Linked DNA regions of Homo sapiens: region 1 is linked to region 2. Evidence: read pairs that join two places in POLR2A ChIA-PET (ENCODE). Cell type or tissue: Panc1. All regions are shown on one strand. Region 1 overlaps PTPN14 (protein tyrosine phosphatase non-receptor type 14). Region 2 overlaps LOC124904509 (a long non-coding RNA gene).

The links. Peaks named below come from ENCODE experiments on the same cell type or tissue, not always from the same donor. Only the 100,000 strongest peaks of a DNase experiment are listed, where the experiment ranks them.
Region 1: POLR2A ChIA-PET joins it to region 2 with 8 read pairs; 3 of 35 experiments call an interaction of 5 or more read pairs at or near these places.

Annotation. Positions count from the first base shown.
Region 1 is chr1:214,353,477-214,355,976 of GRCh38, forward strand. PTPN14 (protein tyrosine phosphatase non-receptor type 14) reads right to left here. Exons shown (of 19, transcript NM_005401.5): 19 at 1-2,500. Among named protein-coding and RNA genes, the nearest start is that of SMYD2, 74 kb to the left of the region's middle. In Panc1, no CTCF peak of the experiment used is centred here; no DNase peak of the experiment used is centred here.
Region 2 is chr1:214,260,742-214,263,241 of GRCh38, forward strand. It overlaps LOC124904509 (a long non-coding RNA gene), which reads right to left. Exons shown (of 2, transcript XR_007066876.1): 2 at 1-2,223. Among named protein-coding and RNA genes, the nearest start is that of SMYD2, 19 kb to the right of the region's middle. RefSeq lists a silencer at 876-925. In Panc1, a CTCF peak has its summit at 952 (motif pointing right); DNase peaks (open chromatin) are centred at 760 and 960; H3K27ac peaks cover 383 bases; H3K27me3 peaks cover 1,039 bases.

The sequences.
Region 1 (2,500 bases), 93 kb after region 2:
GTCAACTGTACTCATCTTCACCATCGAATACACCATTAGATGGGGAAAGGGAGACTAGAAGGCACATTCTGCTTTTTGACAAAGGACACTTTTGGGACCCATACGTCACGTAACAAGTAGGCTGAGGTCAGCTAATACAGACTGTTCATCGGGAAAGGACAGCAGCTAAAAACTCCAGAGTGATATGCCTGATGGCCAATCCGGCTTAAGAGAAGCTGCAGTGCACTATCTACCTCTGCAACTTCCATGTCCCAGGAGATGGCCCATTCACCAAGTGATGCAAGGATCACTATGAGCAGGGCAGCACGTTCGTGAAAAGAGCTGGGCCACCCAGGGTATACCTTTTGTGTTCATTAGCACTGCTCTGGAGAAATGACATCTGGTGTTGGGACCCACAGTGTATCAGGGGGAAGATATAGGTGATCCATGCGAGTACTGTCTATTTGCAGAAAATATGGTCCATTATTGGAAATTTCATATGGGTCAATCTATATTAAGCTGGAAAAATAATCAGCTGGATGAAAAGGCCAGCCTGCTGTACCCACTGGAGTTTATAACTGAAAAGCACAAGCTGAAAGAAAGCAGGATAAAGGTTAAGTAGGTGTAAGCCATGGTCAAGTCCTACAAGGCCCACCCTCAGCAGTCTACAAAGACCCTCTCTTCAGGCTGATGAAAGAGGGGGCCAGAGATGGCCAAGTGACTCTTAGGAAAACAATGACAGTTTAGCTATAATTTTAAAAAGCGGTTCCTCTTCTCAATCTACAAAATTAAAAGTAAAATTCTCTCAATTTAAGCTCCTCAAAAGCTTACGATTCAAAATATTCCACATAGGTATTTTTACCTTCCCTGATCTTATTGTTTAGCTCCGACTGAATATTGCAGCTCATTCATCTTTACTCCTATGTAATCAATGTTTAACATCCTTTTTTCATGCAACTAAATCCTCCTTTACTTCCTATCTGGGGAAAGAAGTGCATACCAATGTCTATGCTATCTGTAAATGCTACCAGATACTCTTGCTAAAAGATGGTATATCCAGTATATCCTTAGAACCCAAGGAAACCTAAGAAACCTCAGCAGGACATTCCTCAGCTAAGCCAGCAGGCTCATCTCAAGGATGAAGACATCAAATTCAGCCCCCATGATTCAGGGACCACAGTAAACAAGGATGAATACCTCGGGTCAATGTATCCAAATGAGTGTGGATGAAAGAAACCAAACAGTTCAACTGGAAAACCTCGAAAACAGCGGCTGGAAAATGTTTGATGGCTTTGTTGTGAGATGGTAACTTTTTTTTCCTCCATTTTACATTTTCTCCCTTCAAATCCAAACTGCAGCAATAGACACTGACAGCTCCAGCTTCAGACTTGATACATCATCAGGAAATCATTCCAAAAGCTCTAACTAGATAACTAATTTAATACACTTTGCTTCAAGGTTTATTCCTTGGCTTGCTTCCCAGATATAAAGCATCTCTGGGCAATTATTATGCAGATGCCACCGAAAGGACTTTAAATGGCTGCTGCTAATTTAACAGGAGATATGTTGGCATTTACTGGAGATGTGAAAAGGAATGCAAAATGTGCTAAAGAACCAAAGGCATTTGTTTTTAAAAGTGAAATATGTGGAACAACTCTTAAATGTTTTCTTTTGGGTTTCAATATAAACTTTGGCTAGAAAGTTGAATATTAAACCTACTTCCTCCCTGCATTTTGTACACTAATGAATATTCCCGTAGCATACGGCAGGGACAGTGGATGAATTTCAGGGAAGCCCATGAGCTCTGACGACCTCAAAGACGCACCAGATCTATATGCTGTCCACATGAGACATATTCTAACAGTGCCCACCTTGGGGCTTAGAGATAAAAGATAAATACTGATGTTGTTCATCACGCAATAAACCAGTAACTGAGACCACTTGCTAAAACATCCCTAACAGCAGAATATCCCAAGGATGGAAAAACCTCCAAGGAAAGGAAACAAGTATCTTTTTGCTTATTGATGAGCTTCTTATAATAAGGGTTATAAGCTCTGTTCACTGAAAATACATGTAATACTAATGGGTTTCTTTCCAGGACATACAACAAAACTCCAGAATCTACAAAGATCAGCAGATTATACTCCTTCACTGAGCCTTCAGACCTTGAAGTAGAAGACACAGGGGAAGCCCTCCATCCCCAGATATTCCGAGTCTAACTAGAGTACAGCCACCACAACACCTGGCCAGGTTGAAACAGAGGATTCCTATTCCGAAGAACTTAATGGGGAATATATACCTGTTGGCATGTGGTGATGGGATGTCACAAAGGCATACTTTTTCTGGTTGATTTGATGTCACTCCATCTTTTTAGCTCACGGGGGACAAAAGCAGCAATGAAGAAAGGCATATGGAACTCTCACAGCAGTCAATTCTAAGAAAAAAAACTGCAATTAAATTTTCCTTTCTCCTAACATCTAGTTTTTCTTGACAACCTTTTTTCCTTTTTTTTTTTTTTTTT
Region 2 (2,500 bases):
GATAGTAATTTGCTGATATCATGATATTTTACCCCTAAATAGTTCAAGTATCACTTAAGAACAAGGACATACTGCTATATAACAGCAATAAGAGGTCATACTCAAGAAATGCAACATTAATATGATTATCCAAAATATAGCCCATATTCATATTTTCCTAATTTCCCAATAATATTGTTTGTAGTTTTGTCTCTTTATATCCAGGGTCTAACCATGGACAATGAATTATATTTAGTTGTCATAGCTCTAAAATACTTCTCCCCTTCCTCCTCCTCCTTCTCCTTCTTTATTTATTACGTCATTGACATTTTTAAAGGGTCTGGGCCAATTGTTTCCTCATTACAAGATTAAGGTTAAAGATTTTTAACAAAACCTTTACCTAAAAATTGGACTTGCAATGCATGCCTCGATAGCTATAAAAGAGGCCGTACAGTAAAGTGATTATAAGCCAAGTTCATGGAGCCAGAACTACCGGGCTTCAAAGCCAGTTCCACCACCCATGAACTGTGAGAAATACTTACAGTCCCTTGCCTCAGTTCCCCTATTTATAAGATAGAGATGCTCATACCACCCACCTCATTAAATAGGTCATCATATGCGAGGCGCTTAGAATAGTACCTGGCATGTGGCAATTGCTTTGTAAGTGTTAGCTCTATTTATAGTTTTAAAACAACCTTGACTCATTTCCCTTTGATGGTTGAGATGTAGGGGCTGAAAAACACAGGACTGAAGTGTTACATCTTCCCCAATATAAACAGCAACTCTCAATGGCTTAGCTTGGAATTCTAATTAAGTCTTATTATTGTTTTGGAAGCTCAGAGTGGTTTTGCCTCAACCCTTTTGACAAATGGTGTTCAGTGGAGATTCAAAAGGGAGACAAAAGGTGGACTGGTGGTGCAATCCGCCGGCAAGGCTCAGAGATGAGCGGCCTTGGCCTGACACGCCTCTAGAGGGCAGCAGAGGCACGAGCGGCTCTCTGGCTCCCTTGCAAGTGAACCCGCCTGTCACTCCTGTCCACAAACCCGTAACCGGGAAAGGAGGTCAGCTTGACTCAATGGGCTAAATAGGTGTGGGACTGTTCACTTGAGGAGCTGAACCGAATAACCAGGAGTAATACCAGCATACACTATCTTTTTGGTAATAAAGCTGATGTTTAACTGTTTCTGAAGACTGAACATATCACACTAATGTGCTCTCCACAAACAAGCCATGGTAACATGAGGCTCACCAGATCTGGTGCCAGCAATTTAATTCTTAGCAAGCAGCTGAGTATGGAGGGTGACTTAGTGATGTAATCGCTGCCAGTGCCGGCTCCCCAGGGCAGGGAGTACCATCAGCTCTGCACAGAACAGAGAGCTCATCTGCCTGGCTGCCACTTCTTCTCTAGAATTTACAAACACATATAAGGGTTTTCGACTTCAAATCAACTTTCAGACCATTTTGTAAATGTTTCTTACTATCAGAACTCAAGTTTTCTCCTATAGTTTAGTTATCACCAAAGGTTAGATACAGGTCTCTTAAAAAAATTGGAGAGTAGTCAGAAATAAACGACAGATGATTATTAGCAATGTTATCAGCACGTTCTCCACATTCCAGATGGGTAGTACAGGGTAATGGGTAAGGGTATGAATCTGAAAGCAGACACCAGAGCTTGAATCCCAGCTCCACAATTGACTATTATAGCTGTGTGATCTTGGTCAAGTTATTTAATCTCTCTGTGTCTCAATTTCCTTCTCTGTGAAATGGAGATGATAATAATAGCACCTACCTCATAGGGTCATTAGAATCGAATCAAAGGAGTTAATATATGCAAAACTCTTACAACAGTTTCTTGCACTTAGTAAACACTGTAGAACTGCTAGCTTTCATCATTTAGGCTCTCAAAATCTTTTGTAAGTATTCAAGCCTTTCCCTCTCTTCTTCCTCCTCCACAACCAACGATCCTGATCCACGGCAGAGATTAGGGCTAAATGCACCCACACAGCGTTACCCTCCACAGGTATGTGCAAAAAAGGGGCCTTTCCCCCTTCACTATGTTCCTTCACATAGGAAGAAAACTGGAAAACTTCAACATTTCCTAAGCCTTTCATAAAAGTGTTCTCACTCTTCTTTGTGCCATCTTCTCTACACCAGCAAGGTTCTACTGAATTTTCTTCATGCAGGTTGGGTTACCACTTGTTTCTCTTCTGGTCACTTGCTGTCCAGCACCGCCAATCTAAGAATCTGGAAGAGGTTACGAAATTAGTCACCCACGGCTATGCACAGACCTTCCCTCTTTTTATCAAGCAAAAGCGATAGACAAGTATTATACATACTCCTGTTTTTAGAACAGAAAAATAAAGAGAATTCTTTTAGTGAAAATAAAGCAAACTCTTCTAAAGTTAAAACAAAGAAATTTTTAAAACTTTCAGAAATCAGATATTGCATTACACCAAAACTAAAAAAACCGTGGGGGTGAGGTTTAAGAGGATGATGCATATATAGAGAATCAACGCGGCAT